Regions from separate parts of the Mus musculus genome. Here all the other regions are linked to region 1. Evidence: chromatin loops called from intact Hi-C (ENCODE). Cell type or tissue: heart. All regions are shown on one strand.

Region 1 (8,000 bases):
TTCTTGCAGACTAGCCACCTCTAACTCTTTCTTCAGGTTTGACTGATTACAAGTGCCACTCAAAGAACCCAAGGAAATACTAACATTTACCAATTTATCATAAAGGTTATTTCTAAGGACACAACTAAGAAGCCACATGGACTGAGGTGTGGAGGGGTCCCACACTCTGTACCTTCTGTCCTTGGGCAGATATGCTATCATTCCAAAATGTGGATAAGGTTTTGGTCACCGTTCTGCAAGCTTCCTTATATGCCTATATAGGTCAAGACAACTATCTTTTTAGGAACTTATGGGGACTTCACTGCATAGGCATGACGAGTGTATGGACAACTTGTGAAAATATGATTCCACAGAAAGGACCCTGGGGAACTGTGGGACCATGAAAGGTAACTTGGTCCCTGGTTGAGTTAAAGCTTGAAGCCCTGGAAACCCTTATTCCTGGGTACCAGGCCCCTGTCACTAGCCACAGCCTCCCATAGATTTGTGGTTAACGATCATGTAAGGGCAATGCCCTAAGCCCCTCCACTTGTAGAGGATGTGACCTGTGGTCATGTACACTCAAGACAGATCTCCATTTTAATGAGGTACCTAAAGGCCTGGCGGGCTTAGCCAATAAGCTTTTCTTCCCAGACATTCCTCCCTACAAAAGGTATTTAATCTCAGGTCCACCCTGAGAAGTTGGGTATGGTTTTACATATCCACTTTCTGCCTTGACAATAAATGTCTTAAAACAGCTGGGTGGTGGTGGCGCACGCCTTTAATCCCAGCACTCTGGAGGCAGAGGCAGGCGGATTTCTGAGTCCTGGTCTACAAAGTGAGTTCCAGGACAGCCAGGGCTATACAGAGAAACCCTGTCTCTGGAAAAAAAAAAAAAAAAAAGTCTTAAAACCATGGACTGCTTCTTTTCATCGAGATCCACCATGGGGAGCAATGGAGAAGGTCTTTGCCTATAGAGTTACTGTCTAATGCCTCTCTGTGCCCCTAGCCAGTACCACTACCAAGCTCAAGCTCAAGCCCACCTGCTGTCAAGCCAAAGACTACCCCTCCCCTCCCCCGCCCCAGGCCAGATCCAGCCTGTGGGCCCCCACTACATTCTAAGCTCTTCTGCAGGTCCCAGTGGTGCCTGGATGTCCAAGAGCCTGAGAACCAGATGGCCCCAGCCTCATTCTAGCCACACTCCCAAACAAGCTCTGACTGTCCCACCCTCAGACTGTGCTTCCCCACCCCTGGAGTGAATCCAGGGGCTTCCCTACAGCCCATCACCTGCTCAGCAACAGCATGGGGTAAGCATGGTCAAACTTCCCTCGTCCTGCCTCCTGGAGCTGCCAAGCCCTGTGGCGGAGCACAGGTGGGACCCCATACCCGAACCTTTGGAAAGTGATATTGTGAATAAGTAGGACGAGTGGGATGACTGTTTCTTAGTAAATATCATTTGTTTCTACAAAGTCATATAAAGACTTTAAACAAGGAAGTGATATGATCATATTTCAGCCTTAGTTTGGTAGCTCTACATATGATTAAAAAATGTGGAGAAGTTCAGGAATATCAACAAGAGGCTTTGCTATGCTAGAGGGTGGGGAAGGGAAAGGAAAACTAGGGAGACGACTAAGTGGTTATGAGTTGTACTGCTCTCCTAGTAGATCTGAGTTCAATTCCCAGCATTCACATGAGGCAGCTCACAACTGTAAGTCCAGCTTCAGTGGATGACAGCCTTTGGCCTCTGTGAGTACCAGTATTCATGTGTACTCATAGACACAATATACATAATAAAATAAAAATAAAAAACAGAGAGGAAGGAGTATTTATTTCAATTAAAAGTTGGTGGGCTGGGGGAATGGCTCAGCAGTAAAGGGCACTTGCTGCTTTTGCAAGGTATGCGGGCTTGGGTCTCAGCACTCATGTCAGGTCTCACTACTGCCTGTAACTCCAGTTCCAGGTGATTAGGGGCCCTCTTTTGGCCTCCATTGGCACCATGCATGCAAGTGGTACACCCAGATACAAGCAGACAAACACTCACATGCATAAAAGGAAAAAAAAAAATCTTAACATTACAAACAGTTCCCAAGTGGCCAGTCTTCCTGTCTCCTACCTGTTATCTCAGCAGTGGGGAGGATGAGGCAGAAAGACTGTTTGTGTCCAGGCTAGTATGCATTGCAAAATGAGATCTTCTCTCAAAAAAACAAAGCAAAACGACATACCACAAAGTACAAATGTTGATGTACTAAGTGAGTGCTGAGGGAAAGGATTCAATGACTATGGAAGAAATTAAGGAGAAGAAGGATTGGGATTCCACAGTGAAAAACCCAGCATCCCATCCTGAACATATTGTGTTAGACGAATCTGTCACACTTCATTAAGTGGGTGTCTTAGTTCTATTAGTGTGAAGAGACACCATGACCAAGACAACTCTTATAAAGGACAACAGTTAATTGGGGGCTGGCTTACACTTTCAAGGGTTCAGTCCATTATCATGGAAGCATGGCAGTGTGCAGGCAGACATGGTGTTGGAGGAGCCAAGAGTTCTACATCTCCATTGAAAAGAAGCCTCATGGGCAGCTAAGAGATCTCAAATCACACTCCCATAGTGACACACTTTTCCCAATAAGGTCACACTTCCTGATAGTGCCACTCCTTGGGCCAAGCATATTCATACTACCACAGCGGGTAATCGAATATTTCCGTGTAGTTAGGTCTCTGATGTGAGATCTGAGAAGAAAGAATTATTCTCTGGTAAAGACGAATAAAGATGTTGATTATAAGAGTTGGTTAACTTGTCATGTAGAAGCTAGACAGGAGAGAGTAGAGGTCTCAGTACTCATTGTTCCTTTACTTTAGAGCTTGAGTAAAAGAGAAAGGAGACTGGCCAATGAAATGCGAACTATAAAGGGCATGCTATACTAAACTATACTGGGCATGCTTAACCCTGTAGCCCGGGAAGAATGTTTCAAGTGTAAAACATTTATAGTTAACCTGGAAATGCCACTGGGAGTTAGAACCAAATAACAGGAGATCTGTTGGATTTTGTTTTCTCCCCGCCCCTCGTGCCTGGTATCATGTGTCCTAGGCTTGGGATGTTCATATTACTTAACTAGTTAATTCCTAACAATCCTTGATGATACAGATCAAACATTTGCTCTGGTTTCCCCATCACATTCTAAGACAGTTTCTTTTAAAGCACCTGATGTAGTTGTAATTCTGTAAATGTTTTCTGACATGGCTGTTGCCCTATTAGAATTTGTCCTTAAGAGTCTTTGTGCTCACTCTTCTCACCTACTGTCTCTACCACCCTCAAAAACAGTGCACTGCAAATTTCCAACGAATGTTTGCAAAACCAACACATACAAGTGCCCCACGGAGGGCTAAGAATTGTTGGTAACTAGCAAAAGCAACATGACACTGTGAGGTGTGGTAGAAAAATCGGATCCAGGGGGTTAGACTTATCTGAAGGAGCAATGAAAATTGACAAAGCCCATTAGAATCTGACGTCCAGCTAGGGAAGTATGCTAGTACACTCCTATAGTTTCAGCATTGGAAAGAGGCCAAGGCAGCCTGGCCTACATAGAAATTTTGTTTAAAAACAAAACATAAATTCCAGCCTGGGAAGGTCTCTATTTTATTCTTTTCTTTCATATTTACATTTCTTTCTTCATTTTTCCTTCTGGCCTTGTATCTACTTATCTATTCAAATCTACTTATCTTATCTACTATCTTATCCAAACTAGTTCTTCTCAAATTTGATTATTTTGTTTGGGGGAGAAGTGTGTGTGTGTATGAAAGAAGTCAGAGGCAGGGTAGTGGTAGGAGATATAAATTCTGTATCAAGATCGAAAAACACTAAGGTTGTCAAGCTAGTGTTCCAAAAATCCTTCTAATTAAGTGCAATAGCTGAAAATATGATCACAGAAAAGCTAAGGTAACAAAACTTCTTCAACTGATTTTAAATCCCGGTTCCATTTACTTTTCTTCCCCCCCCCCCCCCGAGACAGGGTTTCTCTGTGTAGTCCTGACTGTCCTGGAACTCACTCTGTAGACCAGGCTGGCCTCGAACTCAGAAATCCGCCTGCCACTGCCTCCCAAGTGCTGGGATTAAAGGCATGTGCCACTATCCGGCTTTTTTGTTTTTTAAAAGATTTATATGAGTACACTGTTGCTGTCCTCAGACACACCAGAAGAGGGCGTTGGATCACTTTACAGATGGTTGTTAACCACCATGTGGTTTGCTGGGAATTGAACTCAGGACCTCTGGAAGAGGTCAGTGTTCTTAACCACTAAGCCATCTCTCCAACCCTCCATTTACGTTTGTGCCCATTACTTATTTAGAATGTATTAAATGGGACGGTAGCAATACCTACTTTAAAGGGTTCTTAGCACCAGTCAGACAATCCATTTTATAAAGGTAGTGCCAGCGGAAGCATAAGGTAAATGCTCAATTTACGTTAGCATTATTTTTATTCAAAGTGAAAGTCTAGCCTCAATAGTAAATTCTCGTCATATGAATGTATTAGTAAATTAGCCCTGCACTCAGAGGGTTACTTTAGGGAAGCGGAGAAGGACACATGGGCACTTACATTTTGGGGCACTGCACAGTGCCTCTCAGCGGTAGCTGATTTATGCTTTCAGAAACATCAAAAAGGGGGTATAAAAAGATGAAGGATATGCTCCTAAAATGTATTTTGAGGAAAACGTGTTTCATCCAAGAGGGCCGTCATCGACAAGAAGAATCACTTAAAGAGGGGAGTTAACTTGGTCCCAGGTCGCAAGTCCTTTCTGCCCCGGGGAATGACAGGACTCTGAGGTGTAATAGGAGGAATAGTTTGCCATTCCTCCGCTCCTGGGGGCATCGCGGGAGGCAGTGCGGAGACAGCGGCCTCAGCAAGGCTCGTCATCATGCGGGTCTAGGACGGAACCTGAGACCTGAGTACCGAACAGGTATCGTTAGGGTCAAACCTAATATGGCCCCGAGAAACTCCCAGCTAGGTAGCCCACGAGCGTTGCTACTGCCCCATCGGTCGCCCGGAGCACCGAGTCCCGCCCCCCAGACTTGAAAGCCTTTTCCGGAGGCGGGGGCGAAACTCGGCCGCGAGCGGGTCCAGCCCCCAGGGCTCGCCGGAAGCCCCGCCCACTCCCAGGGTTCAGCGCGGCGCCGAGCCGCCATTGTTTGAATTTGAAAACCGGGAGGAAGTGGAATTCTGCAGGTGGGGAGGCGTGCAGGGACCAGCGATTGCAGTAAGTGAGGAGCTGACGATTTTGGGGGCTCCGAGGGTGGCTGCTTGCACAGAGGGCACGAAGCTGCGACGCCTCGGCCGTGTCAGCGTTGTCGGGGCTCGTGATGCCCGTAGTCTAGGTGCGGGGCTGCTGAAGGTGGGGCTGAGCTTCAGGGAGTTAAGCGAGTTAAGCCTTGAGGCGGAAGACTTCGGTCTGTCTAGGCCTCGGTTTCCTGGTCCGGTAAAGGAGGTACACTTTAGATTCACAGACACTAGTTTTATTAGACACAAAAAGATTTGCCACGTCTGGTTGCCTGAATTCGGGAGGTGAGCAGTTGTTTTGTCACGTGACAAGATCTCTTTCTAGGTTGAGTCCAGTGGGGGCTTTTTTTAAAAAAAAATGTCACATTACTTTGTGGCTAGAAAAGAAGCATATTTGGGTTTTATGTGTATATAAAGGAAATTGAAGTGAGTCAGTTTTAGTCCAGTACTACTTCCGTTGGTCTGTATTTTGAGCCTGTCGTGAAGAGTAAACAAATTTAGATGATTGTCTTTCTACTTAAATAGGGAATCCCGGTGCTAGGTGCTTTAGACTGTTAAATCTGTTTCTTTGAAAAATTAGGAGAGAGGCGACCTTTTCTCTCTGGTATTGTGCATCTGGTAGATGCTTGCTTTCTTTCTTTCTTTTTATTTTTCGAGACAGGGTTTCTCTGTGTAGCCCTGGCTGTCCAGGAACTCACTCTGTAGACCAGGCTGGCCTCGAACTCTGAAATCCGCCTGCCTCTGCCTCTCAAATGCTAGGATTAAAGGCGTGAGCCACTACTGCCCGGCGTGATAGATTCTTAGAAAAAAATTTTTTTAAAGATTTATTTATTTATTATATGTGTGTACACTGTAGCTGTCTTCAAATACTCCAGAAGAGGGCATCAGATTTTTGTGACAGATGGTTGTGAGCCACCATGTGGTTGCTGGGATTTGAACTCAGGACCTTTGGAGGAGCAGTCGGTGCTCTCAACCGCTGAGCCATCTCACCAGCCCCCTTAGAAAATTTTAAATGTTAATTTTTTGGGGGGTGGAGGGTTAGGTTTATCCTATAGGGATTTGATGTGCAATTCAGATTTAATAGTTCAGTGATGGCATTATTCCATATTCACATTCAACCTTGTGATGTGTCAGTTAGTGATTTTCATTGTCGTCATCATCATTATTATTGGAGATTCTGGCTGTGGTACCTCAGGTACCCAGAGTTGCATCCTACTGGGCTAGGACCCAATTCTCTTATTTTAAATGTAAAGTTTATATGCATTATTTCACTTTTTTACTTATAATCGGAAAATAAATAGGAATTTATTTTGCAAATAACCGAGTTTTAGTCCTAAATGTTAAAATTTGGTTTGCAACAATTTTCTGGGAGATACTAAGTAACGAGACTAGCAGAAGATCTTAAGTCATCCCTGCTGTCTCTGCTGTTTGACATGTGAGAGGAGGGTATCAGGCCAAGTGAACAGTTCATATTTTTTTCTTTTGCTAATTGCATTGTTCATGACATGTCTTTGGGTAAATCTACCTAAAAAATTGGATTATGGGCTGGAGAGATGGCTCAGTGGTTAAGAGCACTGAGTACTCTTTCAGAGGTCCTGAGTTCAATTCCCAGCAACCTTCTGTAATGTGATCTCATGCCCTCTTCTGGTGTGTTTGAAGACAGCAACAGTGTACTCATATACATAAAATGAAAAAAATAAATCTTAATAAAATTGGATCACACAAATTATTTTTTATGTTAATTAATTGGTTAATTTGAGACAGGCCCTCACTATATGGATCGGGCTATCTTCAAACTCACAGATTTACCTACTTTTTGCAGACGGGGTGGGTGGTCTGAGCTCATGCTGTCCTATCGAGCTTACTTTTGTTTATTTTGTTTTCCTTTGAGACAAGGTCTTTGGCTTAGATTGTTCTTGGACACCCTATGTAGCTAAGATGACCTGGAACTTGGTGATTTTCCAGGTCAACCTCCCTACGTGTTGGGAGTATAGAGAGCCATGCCATCATACCCCGTGTATGCCTGGGATGGAACCCAGAGTGTTGTGCATGGTAGTCTGTCAGCTCAACTGCATCCAAGTTCCCAGGAGTTCCAAGTAGACTTAACATTGTAGGCGGCTTGCGTGCTGATTTATTAAGGCTGCTTACAGAGGTTGCTTTTCTTCTCGCAGGATGGAATCTCACTTGAATCCAGATGGAGTGCCTAGACCGTCTTACGTTTTTAGTGCTGACCCAATTGCAAGGCCTTTGGAAATCAATTTTGATGGTGTTAAGCTTGATCTCTCTCATGAGTTTTCCTTAGTCGCCTCAAACCCTGCGGTAAGTACAACGTAAGAAAAACACTTGATTATTGTGCGCCAAGGAATCACGGTGCTAGGTACTTTAGATTGTTAAATCCGCTTCTTTGAAAAATTAGGAGAGAGGTGGCCTTTTCTTTCTGGTATTGTGCATCTGGTAGATTATTTTTGTTTGTTTGTTTGTTTGTTTTTTCAAGACAGGGTTTCTCTGTGTAGCCCTGGCTGTCCTGGCACTTTGTAGACCAGGCTGGCCTCGAACTCAGAAATCCACCTGCCTCTGCCTCCCGAGTGCTGGGATTAAAGGCGTGCACCACTACTGTCTGGCTAGAATCACCTTATTTTAATTAATTTAGAAATAGAATATCACACAGCTGGTTTAAAGAAGCCACTGGAACACTCACCTAATCCCAAACTCTACCTCTCTGTGACTTTTATCCAGTTAGGAGAAAGTTTATTT
Region 2 (8,000 bases), 250 kb before region 1:
TTTGGGAGTGAAAATGTTATGTAGATATTCGTTAGGCCCATTGAGTCACAATGTCTATAAGTTCTAATATTTCTCAGTTTAGTTTCTGTCTGGACCTGATGACCTGCTCATTGGTGACAGTGGGGTGTTGAAGCCTTCCACTGTCAATGTGTGGTATTTGATTTGTGACTTCAGCTTTCCTATTGTTTCTTTTACAAATGTGGATGTCCTTGCATTCAGGGTAAGGATAATTCAGAATTGAGAGTTCATCTTGATGGATTTTTTTTTCCTTTAATGAGTATGAACTGTCCTTCCTCATCTCTTTTGATTAATTTTGGTTTAAAGTCTATTTTATTAGATATTACAATGACTATACCAACTTAATTTTGGGTCCATTTTCTTGGAAACATCTTTTTCCAGCCCTGTGCTCTGAGCTAATTCCTATCTGGATAGTCCCACTCCCCAACCTGTCCAAATTCCTTGTCTGAAGAAAATAAAACAATTGTTCCAAATACATGTCTATAAATCCATTTTATTTTGCCTTTGAACTAGGAAAATATTAGCCTACACATCTGATTCATTCATAAAATTCTAATTTAAGCAAAAGAAAGAATGGCACATTGAAACGTTAGATATTGTCGTTTTCCTACTTAGTTACAAAGGAGAACTTACAGTTGGGTGAAAAAATATTTAAGGCATAGAATCATTCCTCTACAGGTTTATTCTCCATTCCACAAAATATCCCATTCCCTTAGCTTTGGAACCAACTGTTTAAATACACGGAGATATTGTTTTAGTAACATGTTGTACAGATGACCAAACTGTAAACTCTAAGATCTACAGTGTTTCTTACTGGTTCTTCAAAAATGTTGTCCCAAGATAGTTAGAAGGCAAATTTATTGCATGTATAAAGTCAAAAGATCTAAAATGTTTTTATATAAATTTTAAAACCCTTGATCACTATCCTATTTTTTTCATAAGCACAATAGAGAAATTATATTATAGAATCCCACAAAATTTATAATCAATGCTTTAAAACATACAAATAAGAGTAATTATATTTTTAAAAAATCATTTTTATGATTAAAAAAATGTCTCTTAAGGTAAAGTGCTATTCCAAAACAAGTATTTTATTTTAACTTTGAGTTTTTTAAAGTTGTACCCAAAGTATTTTTAAAATTGCAAATCACTAAGTGAATGGATTCAAAACTAAAGTCCCAGGCTGAGTAAAGACAGAACATTCAAATTTTTCTGTGAAAAGCTACAATGGACTAGTATCAATTTCTCCATCGGATCAAGCCAGAGTCTCGTTATGAAAGCAATATAGTAACCTAAAGATATTCAGTTCAACGAGGATTCAGCCACTTCAGCCATTCCTCAAAACTTGGTCATTTCTCCCAGCACTGTGTCTGGCTAAAGCCACGCTGGGACCTCTTGGTGACAGTAGGTTACATGGCCTTTGAGATCAAAATGTTCCTTGTGACTTGTATTTAACCTCTTGAACAACTAAAAAAAAGTCCTTTAATTATGTAACTTGTCCTTCTTTGCAGATGGAACATGACTGGGGATTCAGGAATCTTCATTGTGTGGATTTGAAAACAGCTGGAGATAAGATGGGGGACCCACTCTTCTTTTTTTTTCTTCTCCTTGTCCTCTCCTCTGATCTAAAAATTCAGAAAGGATTCCAAGTACCAAGAAAGTCTGGCTTTCAAGAAGGAGCAGATGCTTCCAAGCCAATGAGTCAGATTTATAACTATCATCTAGCAAGAGACACAGTGATCTCCGAAGGCCATGTTTAGAACATCTGTATGATAAGAAAACCCCCAAGCCCTCTTTTGGATAATGCTGAATCTAACGACTGCTTTGTAAGGAAGACTCCCACCAGATACCTGCTGACTCAAGAATTCAATTACTGCTCAATGGGAATACTGTCAACATTTTTCTGTTCCTAAAAGGAATGTGTCTACAGTTCAAACTAGAACTTTTTTTTTCTGAAGAAAAAAAAAAAAAGATGAGGATTTCTGGTGTGTTACAATCCCTTCAGAAAAGATGGAGCAGTTATTCCACCATTGAATGAGTTATGTTACATTTAGAGTCAGTATGCGGTAGTGACCGAGGTGCATGTTGGGGGCACAGTCTGAAGAAAAGAGCTTCCTGTTTCAACAAGACAGTTTCAAATCAAATATTATCACCAGCCACCCTCTAAAGTCCATTCCAGCCATGGTGTTTGATGATTCTTGGGTCTCTCAAAGTGATGCCCATTGGAAGAGGCAGGGAACTGATGAGAGAACATCTGTTGTACACTAATCATTATCATTCAAAGAGTCTCAAGAACTTCTTTGCCACTCTAAAAATTGAGGCACTCTGCCCTCAAGCCACCTCTGCATCTCCACTGCCAGCATACTCACTGCTTCCATTCAGAATGAGGTGGTGGGGGTCAATTTTGTTATGACAAAACCCATTCTCAATGGCCTCTGCCTTGGAGTTGCCTTGAAATACAGCTAATCCCATAAACTATGCCCTGACTTTCCCCTGGAGCTAAGTAAGTACAAATCCCAAATGAGAAAACTCCAGGCTACTCCAGATTTCTTCGTTGCTCGTTATTTTCCCCCATATAAATATGTTAGCAAAACAGTATTAATAATTTACTTGGGAGGTGATACTCTGTCAAAATAAAATATTTCCAGACCATGAACAACCTGGTGGCCTGGGGTCCACCAGCCTTGAAGATTCCCAGGGATGTCACGTGAGGTTGCAACCAGACCTGGCTTTAGGCAGGGGTTCCTCATCTTTCTGATCTAACTCCCTTGCTACAGAGTAGGCCACTGATCCATTGGTCCACAGTTGTAGCTTGGGATCTGAGTCTTTGACCGGGAAAGGCACTTGTGTTCTCTTCATCCTCTTGACAATTCTAACGAAGCCAAGCAGGATGGAACTAAATATCATGGCAAATCCACAGAGAAGGAAGGCTGCAGTGTAGCTGCCCGTCGTGTCCACCAGCCATCCTACAGCAAAAGCAAAACCACGGTGCTGAGCTAAAAATTCAATTACCGGATTAGCCACTCTCAAACTTAATCATTTGCCAGGAGAATCTCCCTAGACTACAGCACACCATCAATGATTTGAACAAAAAGCAGATGGCCTAAAGATGTCTTGCAGGAACCGAGAAATATATAAATTAATAATTGTTATTAAGTGAAGGATTTAAGAGAGGCCTCTGTCTTTGCTACTCACACAATAAATATTAGTGATTATTAACTCCATGAAATCTGGTTTAAAAAGATGAAGATTGTATTTCATAGTCTGTAGCTTTAAACATCATTCAAGTGATTGAAGTTGGGATCAGTGATATAGGGGATAAGTGGACATACAAAATGCTAATAGGATTCCCAGAACCCACACACTACTGTAAGCAACCTAATAGACTTTAGTGCAGTGTCCAGTTGTCAACGGAAGACTGATCTCAACCATACCTTATTTGAAAATTTGGACTCTCGGACATTGCTTCTTGGCCTTTTGGTTAAGATCATGCGCACAACATGATGTTGTGTGTTGTTTTAAATGCATATACCGGAGGCCACAATCTATAATTTGTTTTTATTTCTGCTGCTATTGCAGTATATCAATCCCAATATCTATGCCAATCACAAAGATGTGAGGAGCACTGTGTTTTGTGATAGGAAAATATGGGTCACAAGGATCAGAGAGTTGGTGGGTAAAGTTTTACTCTGGTAGGCAATTGGTTTGTAGTTGGCAAGGAGCAGCTATAGATTTTTCCTCAAAATATTTGTATGTGGAGAAAATCCACCAGGAAAGTATACAGCTTCACTTTTCACCCACTTCAAATCCAAAAATCAAAGTGGAGTAGAAAAATTAATTCTCACTTTACAGTTTCCCATGATCCATACCCCCCTGCACATATTCTTGTTATGGTCTGATTTGTATGTGGATTTCTGTAGGGACAAAGTAGTTACTTTGCATTAAGGTAGAATCTTAATTTCCTCTATTGTAAACCTCTAGGTGGTATTCTCTAAAACATGCTATAGTCATTATCTGTTTGCATGAAAACTTGACCATTACCAACATTTGGTATGTACAAATGATAAGCGAAGAACACAGAGAGAGCCCTGCCCTCCACCTGGCTCTCTGTGTCTTTATACCTTCACGTCTCCTTTTAGCCTCACTACCCACTGCTCTGTTTTGGTAGCAGACTTCCTTCTGATGGTGCCCTACTTACTTACAACTGGAGCAAATGTTCTATCCTTTTACTTCTATCTTTAACATAAACTGGAACCAAGACCCTAACTTGGGACTTCCATTTTCCATGCAAGCTACCATCCTTACTTGGTTGGAAAAAGATTATAAAGGCAGAATGTGGGTAGGACCATAGTTCTTTGGTCCCTTTTGCATTCCTACAACCTTTCACCCTTTCCTGACTCACTCGGAAGCTTTTTCTTATTTTTGGTATATGAGCTGTACACAGAAGTGTGGGTTCACTTCCTCTACATCAGTACAGTGACAGTGGCTAGTAGACTTTGAAAACTTACCTGCAATGGGTGGGCTCACCAAGTATGGCACTGCATGAAGGAAGTAGACCACGCCAAGTGCTGAAGACAAAGAGGTGGTCCCTACTATCTCTGCAGTCACGACCGGGATCAAGGTAACGTAGGCTCCATCAAAGTAGCCAAAGGTACAAGAGAAAGGCACAAGAAGGGGGAAGGTTTGAAGCATTGGAAGACACAGATAGCACAGCCCATCTAGTGCCACGGCAAAGAGGTAGCAAACATATCGGTAATTCTTCAGACACCTACAAATGTGAAGAGCCATAATGAGTATGGGATACTCAGATTCCATAAAAGAGATATTTGAACAGAGTCACGCAACTGTAAACACCGCAGCTGTGTGTGCCTTCCTATTTGTGTTATCTTACACTCGCGCGCGCGCACGTACACACACACACACACACACACACACACACACACACACACACACACACGAGCACGCATGTGTGTATGTGAGCATATGCATTAGCTACCATGGAGGCCATATTGGATTCCCTGGAACTAGAGTTACAGGAAGCTATGAGCTTCTCAGTGGGGGTGCTAGGAACTGAACTCCATTCCTCTGCAAAAGTAGCAAGTGTTCTTTACTGCTAGCACATCTTGCCAGCTCCTGTTATCCTCTGATTGTTCTACTGGCATATATACATGAATGTATGTGTGCAGGAAGCATAGTATGGTGTTGCTCTAATATGTACAAGATTGCAGTGTCACTACCTGCGTAACTCTAATGTAAAATCCTTTCATCATAAAACGAGACTAGCCACCTCAATATATGTAAACCTGAGGCCACAATTTTCTAGGCAGCTACCATAGTGAGTGCTTCGAGATAAGGTTGTCACTGGTATCGAGCACATCTCGCATGCTCAACAGCCCAAGCAATCATACATTGCTGAGACTGGATATGAAGACAGTAAAAAGAAGTGTAAGAGTGACGAAGGTCTGTCTGATCTAGGATAAAGTCCTACATCCAGACTCCCGCAGTGGTCTTCCACTCCATTTCCTCTCTGAAACTCCACCTCCATCTATAATATAATAATATAATATAATAATATAATATTTGAAAGACGGTAGAATGCCAGCTCTGCCTATTTGCAAATGCTTCCTCTCATAAGCCTCCAACATCTACTTGACAGATGGAGGCCCTGGAGAATCTCAGCAGTAGGTGATTTTAACAAAGGGTAGAACTGGCACAAGAATTTAGGTCTTGTGCCTAGCCACGCCTCCTTCGACTTACAAGTTGCTTCTCCCTGAGTCAACATTGTGCAGCGGACATCGCCCCACCCTTCCTCCTTCCTTTGTCTTTAATTTAAAAGGTGGGAAGTGCTGGGGCACGGCTGAGTGAGCTTGTCCAGCATATGAGTTGCTGCTTTTATCACCAGCGAGGCACAAAAGAAAACAAGTGGAATCTGTTCTAAATATTATATTAATAATGCTAGAGAATCCCAGTCAGATCCTGATTAATGACTAAAGTGTAACTTGTGAGAAGCCATTAGATGATAGCTCTCTTAGCTCATGACTCAAACATAAGTAATTCCTCACCCAAGGCGCCATCAGAAGTCTCCAATCCAAACAGGTAATTAATTATTTGCTGTAGAGTTCCTATAAATCCAGTCTCTAAGCATACAATATCATGAAAGTATTCTAGTCTCACACTGAAATCTAAGTGTGTGGCTAATGACATTGTGTGTCATTGCACCTGACCCTTCTACCTGAGGGGTGGGGTGAGGTCCTCTTTCTGCTACTAGTTAAACCCTGGGACAATCCAAAATGTGTTAAGACCACAGCAGGCAGAGAGCAGTTGTCGCAGTAGAAGACTAATTTACTTTAGGCTGGAATCAAATTTGTCATTAGGACTTTTAAGTTGTCCTCCTCTGTGAAGTTCAGACAGACATACAACCTAGACTGTCTAGAACAAGAATGGACAAATTAGGAGCACCTCTAGCTTGCTAACCTTTTGTGTGACTTACCTGGTCATTTGGTTGGCTTGTTTCATCATAAATGGTTGTAAACCAAATAAACAAAACAAAACAAAACAAAAAACCTAACCTTGGGTGAAATATAGAAATAGACATTTCAGTATGCATTGATACTCATCAGAACACAGCTGCTCTCATGCTGATGGCAGTCCTATAGAGTTATGACAAATACTATATCTTCTACAAAGCCAAACAATGTTTGCTCTATGTGTCCCCATACATAAAAAGTTTGCTAACATCTGATCTATAGGAATCAGCAAGAAAAGCCTCCTTTAGATACCAACATTCCCCTCCAAATGTAGATGTGTGACAAAGCCAGGGAAAACTCGGCACTTAAAGCCTCCTAGGAAAAGCCAGTTGCGTTTTGCCCCGGAATTTACCTTCTGTCAGTTAGCCAGCCAAATGTGATATTGCCAACAATATCGATTACCCCGAGGATGGACATGAGGAAAGCAGCTTGATGGTGGCTCACTCCGACACTCAAAGCATAAGGCACTAGGTACACAAAGAGAGGGCTGCAGCCGTAGGCCATGAACAGAACAGAGACGGCCAACACGACGAAGTCTGACATCAGTAAAAAACCGTATTCCTGCTGCAAGGAGCAGCAAAGACGGGTCTCTGTACATTCTTTGGTCAAAGGTGAATAGGGAGATGCTTGCTTACAGTCTTCTCGCTGAGATTCACGGTTGTGATTCTTTTCTGGGACTGATCGGTCCTCTTTAAGGGTAATTGGACGCATCAGAGCGCCGCAGACGCAGAGATTCAGAACGAACCCGCCAAGAATGAGCAGTGCTCCTCGCCAGGAAAACTGTTCGATGAGGAGCTGAACGACAGGAGCCAGGATGAAGGTACCAATGCCACTGCCTGACATGGCAATCCCATAAGCCAGGGCTTTCCGTCTGCTGAAATACTTGCCCACCATGGCAATTGCCGGAGAGTAACAAAGTGCAAATCCAAGACCTGGGAAACAGAGAACGCCGTGAATGGTGGTTCACCGTGAGCGGACAAGAGCGGGCAGTGGGAAAAACGGATGACTGAGACTGAAGAGACTCTGATCTTCCAGGAATCCCTTTAAAGCTGTTTGTGTAACCAGCTGAAAAATTAATCTTCCTGCCATTCTTTCGTAATTTTCAAACTACAGAGAGGAGTTCTGTGACTTTTTTCCTTAGGAAGAATACACTAAAAGAAATCTTTTCTCAAAGACATGAAGAACTTGAAAAAAAAAATCACTACTCAAGCTAAGCTGGAATTTCCCAGCAAAATCAGGGACATGCTGAAGAAAGAAACTGACCACTCCCCACTCCTTTCCATACATCCTCTCTGTCTCTCTGTCTCTGTCTCTGTCTCTGTCTCTGTCTCTGTCTCTGTCTCTGTCTCTCTCTCTCTCTCTCTCTCTCTCTGTCTCTGTCTGTCTCTCTCTCCCTCCCTCTCTCCCTCCCTCCCTCTCTCCTTCACTCTCTCTCCCTTTCTCCCTTCCTCTCCC
Region 3 (8,000 bases), 94 kb before region 1:
TTTCTGAGTTCGAGGCCAGCCTGGTCTACAAAGTGAGTTCCAGGACAGCCAAGACTATACAGAGAAACCCTGTCTCGAAAAACCAAAAAAAAAAAAAAAAAAAAAAAAAAAGCTGTGTCGTATTCTCAGACTGTGATTCTTAGACAGAAAAAAAAAATTCTTCAACTCTAAAAAGAGTTCTTTTTCAAGGGCCATATGTGTCATTGTGTACAACCAGTAAAATCTACACGTCATGGGTGTGGCATTGTGAGATCCCAAGGAAACCAAGGAAACACACAAAGACAGTCTACCTTCATCTGCATACCAAACCCCACGGTGGTTTTAATGAGATCAGGTGCTGTGTATGTGTGCTGCCTACATTTTTTTGTTTGCTCCCCAAATACATTTTTTAAAAAGTCTGTTGGAATTTTCAGCTTCGACACTTTTTGTCCCTGATAATCTATGTTTGAACAATCGGGCATCCACCAGGACCAAGGCATTCAACCACCGTGTAGGCATCTCAAGACATTGGCTGACTTAGAAAGAAGGTAACGCATTAATGGATGTGTTGGTGTAACTGAGGGTGAGAAGGAGGAAGAGAAAATGGTTCCAGACAAGAAGCTGGCTAGGAAAGCAGGTGTGCATCTGTACAGCGGGGGCTGCAGACAGGTGAGAGGAACGTAACGTCACAGGAGGGCCAGGCTCTCCCAGCACTTGTCCTTACCCTCGACCTTATCTAGTTAAGGCACTTCCTCGCTCACAAGTTTCTTCTGGCAGACATGCAGAAAAAAATCCTCAGTATATCAGAGGCAAAATATATAGATAAGAAAGGGCATTGAATACTATCACTGTCCGTCAGTGAGAAGAAATCTTGTTACTCAGTTTAGAAATTGAATTGGCAATGCCTGTTGAGCAGTGCTCATTGATGGGCATTCGAGTGTATTCCCTTAAAATAGATTCCTGAATGACCAGGAGAGATGCACTGTTCCTTCCACTGAGGTTACACAGTTATTTTCTTCTTTTTAATAGACTATATGCTGTAATGTACTAATTTTCCACTGATTTTCATACTTAGAATTGGACTTGTGTTGGAGAAAAAAATGCTTAATCTAGGAAGCAGTGAAAGTATACAAAATCGACCATTTAAAACATGTTAACAGGAAACGGATTCCATGAAGTAACATGGCTTTTTACAAACACTTACTGGGGAGGTGGCTCCATTGTTAAAGTACTTGACAAACAAGCATGAGGACTTGTGTCCCAATCCCTAGCAGCTATGTAAAGATTTGGGCACGATCATGCATGCACACATGCACACATGTGCCTGCACGCACTCAAGCGCGCGCGTGCGCACACACACATACACACACACACACAAGTACAGGCTATGAATGTTGTACTGTGGAAAACTCAAGATCACTTCTGGCTGCATAGTGAGACACTGCCTCAAAAAACAAAATGAAATCCACCAAAATAACAACAAGAAGCTAGCAAGAAAAAACAACAACATCATACAAGAAAAGGCAGAATTAACAAACAACCTAGGTTGCATCTCTCAGTTTATGAGAAGTAAAACATTTTTAAAGTTCACATCATTTGCTCACATCAGTGGTCCCCAAGGGTCTAGGAAAACAGCTCAGTGGGGGAGAGCTTACTTAACATCAGTGCTCCCAATGTCTGGGGATACAGCTCAGTTGTAGTGAGCTTGCATATTAACACCAGTGGTCTTAGATACTAATTTTTACCACTCTCCCTAACTGTGTACATCTTCTGTTTTCTAACATATCACAAGAGAAACTTCTGGGCCGGAAGTGGTGGCACACACCTGTAATGGTAGCACTTGGGAGGCTGAGACAGGAGGCTCACAAAGGGCAGTCATCAATACCTTCTGCAGGTACTCCTTATGTGTGAAGAAGCCACGCCCCACAATTAGCTCCTTAGCTGCTTCTCAAGGTGATACAGATCCCTGGAGCCTGCACATCTGAGGCTGGATCTGTGATATCATTCATTAGCTATTTTGTATGCATCAACAAAAGGGTGACTATTTCTAACTGTGGAAAATGTGTAGCTTGTTAGTGCCTGGAGGGCAGATTTACCAACTCAATTGCTCCTAGGAGAAGTCTGTAGTTATTATAAAACTTACACTTCGGCCAGGAGAATGCTCTAAGGTCTAGCTGAGTATCCCTAGCCTGACACACCTGATGGTGCTAGTGAGACCATGGCATCAGTGTTTGCTCCTGGCCAAGCAAGTAAGCCACTATATTCTTAATGAAAAGATATATGTTGTGCCAGGAACTGTGGTGGGCATCTTTACTCCCAGGACTCAGGGGGAAGAGGCAGGTGGATGTCTGTGAGTGTGAGGTCAGGCTGGCTTACATGATGAACTCCAAGGCCAGTCAGGGCTGCACAATGATAATGAATAGTAAGTCATGAACAATGATATTAAATTAAATAAATAAAATCACAACTAAAAACCAAAAAGGTGTGTGTGCCTGGTAGCAGTTTCTAAACATATCAGATACTACATTCTGAACCCACACCGGCTTCAAACAGTGTGTGTGTATGCACCAGGGTGTCTCAACTGTAGCAACCCTGGTGTAGGGGGACTTTATATATCTTCTGCTATTGGAGGAGCTACCCTAGGCATTACCAAATTTTATCAGTATCCCTGACTTCAAGCTACTATGTACTGTTGGGTCCCACCTCCAACTGTAACAGTTAGAAATGTCTTAAGACGCTGGCTACCATCACCTTCCCCAGGGATAGAGAGAGACACTAACTGTTCAACCCCAGTTGACAAAAGAAGGAACACTGAAAGGGCGGAGCTTTCCTGCTACAGCTGAAGCATGCTAAAGAGTTCTCAGTGCTGGAAGCCAAACAAACCAACAAACAAATCAAGCAACACCTTTCCTGGCAGAAATGAGAACCCTGGGGTCCAGACAAGTAACGAGCCATGTTCATCTGTCAGCACTGTTGGCACCAACAACGAATGGTCTCAACACCATATGCTAAGGACGCGCTGCATGGCGCCAGTCCTTTTTAGTTCCTCTAAAGACAGGTTTTTGTGGTCTAGCAAGTTGAAGGAATGCTTCATACCAAATCAGCCTAATTTCGTTCACAGTGGACTCTCTTAATGACTTTTGACAACAGGTCCTTCGGCCATGTTGAGCTGCCCATTGACAGGAAGCTCAGCCTGTTTGCCCTACATGGGTCTTTGAGTGCAAGAATAGATAATAAATAAAAACAAATAAAAAGCTATGAAGTATTCTGACCGCCAGGGGTCGCAGGGCTGTATTCTGATACCCTGCATCCCAACACCTCTATGAGCTGCTCTGACTCCTCGCTTACCTAAGAAGAGGAAAAACCATTCCTTGTAAGCCTTCTGTTTGCTGGTTGGAATGATATGCTGTTTCGAGCCATCTTTCCTGCCTTGAGACCACAAAGGTTCCAAGAGAAAGTTTCTGTGAAGCGTCTCTGACCAATCCAAGGTTGGCTGGCAGTCTCTGCCATCCTACCAGCACTCAGTACACCTACCTGCTGGCAAACTAATGTGCGCCACCCTCCCTCACCCTACCTGAGCAGGACACCTCCAGTAGACAAAGATCTTATGCTATTAACCTTAACATGAATCAACTTCTTCTCCTCTGATGTATCATCCAGAGAACTGGTTATTGGCTCATGTCTATACACCCAGCACTCAGGGGGGCAGAGGCAGGATTGTGAGACTTATACACCAAGCTTCAGGATAGCCTTAACTACAAGGGAAGAGCCTGCATCCGAAACCAAACGAAAACAAACATCCAATAAACTGCTCTTTGGTAGTACAGGAGCCCAAAGTAGTTCTTTTTAAAAAATGTATTCGATGATAATAACCTTTTACTATATACTGCTCATCAAGAAATAGGCATGGCTTAAGCATGAAGAGGCTCTCCTGGTTGAGAGCATGTTTACCTGGTCCCCGTCACTCTTTTGTAGTTGTCCTTGGAGTACACTGCCAGGATGCTGACGCCTGAGCCCATGTTAACCAGCAACATAGGGTACGGGTTATCCAAACAGTATGGCTTTTTTTGACACAACTCGGGATTTGTGGGGTTTTCGAAATAGTAACATTCTGGCTTGCCATTGAAGCCAACCGAGTCAACGTAAAGAAGGCCCTGAATCAAACAGTCCAGCTCATCCAGTTTATGCAGCTGCAGGTCCGCAATCTACGAGAGAACAAAAGCCTGTTAGATGCTGTAGTCTAATACGGTGGTGCGAGGAGCCTGGGAGGTGTGTGCTCTCTATAAGATTCACTTTCAAAGACAAGAAATGCACTCAGACCCCAACCCCCCTCCAGCATGAAAGAGTACAGGCCAGCAGTCACAGCCAGAAAAATAGCTGTGCTACACAGACAAGAGCTGCCTGGTTGTCGGGAAAGCACTCATTAGCATGTGAGACTGGTGGCCTGGATGTGGGCCCTTGGTTTAACCCTCAGAATCTGTGAACATGGTCTCATCATGAGTCATCCGAATGGAGCCTAACTCTAATGGCAGGACACACACACAGGAAAGGTCTGAAAGCTAGAGGAAGAAGCCTTTGAAGAAGTAGACAGATATCTTAGTGTTGCGCCCTGATCTCTGGGGTACAAAGAGCCTCGAAAAGGCAACTAGCGTAATCTCCCCACGACCTCTACAGAACTGTGTTGATGCCAAGGCTTTAACTGGGGGCTATCAACCTCAAGAATTTTGATGGAAGAAATCTCTGTAGTCATAAGCTGCCAAACGTGTTGTCACAACAGCTAAGGGCGGTCAGTGCAGTAGAATATTCAGAAGCGAACGAGAATCCTACATATGTGTGACAGAATGTGAGGTCAAAAGGCCTGGGAGTGGAAAAGAGTCCCCTCTGAGTCCACAAAGCCTCTTGCCACACTTGGCTCTGGAGCAGCTGGGCCTGGCTTTGAACTCCAGGTCTAAAACTTACTTAACAGAGGTTATCTGGGGTGAATTATTTGGCTTCTCGGTGTTGCTGTGAAGATTCCATGATAGTCTCTGTATGGCACCCACCACACACAACAGGCTTACTAGCTAAGTGGCCCAGGATTGTCCTTTCAGAGGTCTATGAGGTAAGACATCCTCTTCTTGGGGACAGAAAGAGAGGTTGGTCAAATATATGTGATAAACAAGAAGAAAGGGAGGCTATTTGGAGAGGAGGCAGGTCAGCCAGAGACAAGCAGGAGATGGCACACCATGGAGAGGAAGGTGAATATGAACAGATAACCCCTCCTCCACCACTCTAGATACAGAGAACAAAGGGCTGTTGGCTGGTCTGAGCAGCTAGTAGCCATCCTATCCTTAAAAGTTTAATTCCTAATACTGCTGCCTCAGGTCCAAGTTGGTGATCATTTTCCCTGACAACAAACAAACAAACAAACCAATAAAAAGGACTAGGGCTGTAGTCAGTGTAGAGTACAGCATGCATGAAGCCCTTGGTTCAACTCCCAGTACTGAAAAAATAAATCAATGAAGGAAGTGATGGTTTGATTCACACACACAAACAGACACATAGACGCATAGACACACAGACAGAGAGACAGACAGACAGACACGCACATGTACACGCACACGCGCGCGCACACACACACACACACACGCACACACACACACACACACGCACACGCACACACACATGGAAACAAAATACCAGAAGAATTCCATGAGGCTGGACTAGTGGCATGTCTGCAGTTCCAACACTAATGATGTTGACAGGGGGACATCATTAGTTCAAGACCTGCCTTGCCTATTCAGCTGCTAAAATAATATAAAGAAAAACAAAATCAAAAATACCCCAAAACCAAAAGTTACCATCATCGACAAAACATGTACAAGTAGGTTCTGTTAGCCTTACTCAATGTTCGGAATAAGACATTAGGTGAATTTCTGTAAGTGACACACTAGCAACTAGCAGACATATCCCGGTGATTCTGTTTTCATCTTATTTGCTACTGCTGTTCATGGGGCTTGGGGGAAAAAAATCAACACAAATGCTAGATAGACTTATATACTCTACTTAAAAAAAAAGACATTTTTGTTGTTGTTATTGTTTCAAAAAGTAATAAAGAGCTACATCTTAGGAGATGGCTTGGGCCATAAAGGATTCAAGTTTGGGTTCTCCAGCACTCAAGTTAAAAAGGGTAGGCATTATGGCTTCAGACATGCAATCCTAGCTGTTGGGAGGTAAATTCATGAGGTTCCCTCGAGCTCACTGGTAGGCTAACCTTGCTGAGTCTGTATGCTCCAGACTCAGTAAGAGACCCGGCCTCAAAAACAATAAGGTGACCAATACTAGTGTGGGCATTTATGTGTTACAGACTGTGGGCCCACTTGCCCACACATCCCACACACAGACATGACTATAAGGTGACATATGCATGTAAGGTGACAGCTCCAAGGAAACTTGACTTCCTGTCACTCACCTGGATTTTCCATTTAACAACGCTGACAGAATTCTGTAAGTGCGCTACAGAATCAGAACAGGTCACCGGCCAGGTGACAGAAGGAATATTGATACACAGAAATAAGCATTCAAAGTGGCCCAAAGCTAATGCATCCCATGAATGTTTCCAAATGTTTCATTTTAATCAAGTATTGAAATGTTTCAATGAGATACACACAATTTATATTCTAAGAGGCATCAATGACAATGCTATGGGTAGAGAAGTGTCCAGACGCCTGAAAAACTAGAGGTGACGCCCACAGCAGTGTACATATTATGTCTTCTGATCTTCTTGGTTCCCCAGCCTGAAACCTGCATCTCTGGTCACAGCCTGGCACCTCAGAGGTGCCTTGGTTCTAAAGGCCACTCTTAGTCGCTGCTTAATACTCACTTAGTAAATGAACAGGGAAAGTTATCACCTCAAGGGTCAGCCCCAAGCTTAAAATGGTGATTGCATCAGCCAGTCTTAGAGATATAAATTAATCTGCTTAAATGTTAATCACAGGTTCATCAACAATATTGACAGCCATACCTAGAGCCAACATCATAAATATGGACAGAGACAATGTGTCCAGCTAGATGCCCTGAAACTACCCTGGGAGGAAAAAATTCCCTTGTCAGATAGAAGAAGGAAACACATCCAGCTTTGGTCTGAAACACTGTTTCCACCTTCCGAATACGGCAAAAGCACAAAGTACACACATTTTCAGAAGGATAGATTTTTTTTTTGGAGCCTAAGGTCATGAAAGTCAAAAAAAAAAAAAAATAGTAAACATAAGTCACAGGTCACTTTTGTAGAGACCCTGCGGATAAAGGAGGGATTCCCAGGTTCAAATAGTGAGCCATACTGATAACAGAGATTTCCAAATAGGTAATCTGAAAATCAGGATACTTGTCAGTTTGTCTGTACACCTGGATTTACTTGGAGAAAAGCTTAAAACTGGTCTTTAAGATCCCAGCTACAGAGAAATGCTTGCCTTGGGCTGGAGTCTCCAGTCACAACAAAGATGCCAAAGAGGAGGGTGCCATGGACTGGCTAAAGGTAAAAGATGGCCCAGGACTGTATCGGCAAGATGATCTGCTCAGGTTTGTAATTCACCTTCCACAGGTGCTGCAGTGGGGTGTGTCAATGGATCCAGCACTGCCTCAGGAGCCTATGCCTCAAGACCCAGCAGCTTTTCAAGCTGCTCTGGTTTAGATGTTGGGTGTCTTTGGTTGGTTGGTTGGTTGGTTGGTTGGTTGGTTAGTTGGTTTGCTAGTTGGTTGGTTGATTGGTTGGTTGGTTGGTTGGTTGGTTGGTTGATTAGTTGGTTTTCCTCTAGATTCCATGCTCCGGGAGCATGGTTCCCAGGGTGGTGATGAGAGGGTGGAACTTGCCCCAACTGGCTCTCAATAAGCACATCCAGCCCTGAAGAGTGTCTTCCCTGAAAACTGGAAGCTGACTGAGTTTGTTGAGTCTCTCTTGCCAAGAGAGTCCACTCCACCACCAGGATATCATGATGTTGGACTTTTAAAGTCTGTTATGGTAGCTCACGCTTGTACTCCAGCCC

What was found. Peaks named below come from ENCODE experiments on the same cell type or tissue, not always from the same donor. Only the 100,000 strongest peaks of a DNase experiment are listed, where the experiment ranks them.
Region 2: it touches region 1 in a loop (9-fold over the local background); 14 of 42 quality-filtered maps call a loop at or near these places.
Region 3: a loop joins it to region 1, with 6 times the contacts of the local background. A loop is called at or near these places in 11 of 42 quality-filtered maps.

What each region holds. Positions count from the first base shown.
Region 1 is chr19:34,917,208-34,925,207 of GRCm38, forward strand. Kif20b (kinesin family member 20B) reads left to right here and starts at 5,151. Exons shown (of 32, transcript NM_001362434.1): 1 at 5,151-5,226; 2 at 7,418-7,565. The coding sequence starts at 7,419. In heart, CTCF peaks have their summits at 4,195 (motif pointing right) and 4,547; a DNase peak (open chromatin) is centred at 5,054; H3K4me3 peaks cover 2,008 bases; H3K27ac peaks cover 1,606 bases.
Region 2 is chr19:34,667,910-34,675,909 of GRCm38, forward strand. It overlaps Slc16a12 (solute carrier family 16 (monocarboxylic acid transporters), member 12), which reads right to left. Exons shown (of 7, transcript NM_172838.4): 5 at 6,898-7,477; 6 at 4,527-4,786; 7 at 492-2,984. The coding sequence ends at 2,722. Among named protein-coding and RNA genes, the nearest start is that of Ifit1, 31 kb to the left of the region's middle. In heart, no CTCF peak of the experiment used is centred here; a DNase peak (open chromatin) is centred at 5,792.
Region 3 is chr19:34,823,190-34,831,189 of GRCm38, forward strand. Pank1 (pantothenate kinase 1) reads right to left here. Exons shown (of 7, transcript NM_001114339.2): 3 at 3,931-4,184. Among named protein-coding and RNA genes, the nearest start is that of Mir107, 6.4 kb to the left of the region's middle. In heart, a CTCF peak has its summit at 3,249 (motif pointing right); no DNase peak of the experiment used is centred here.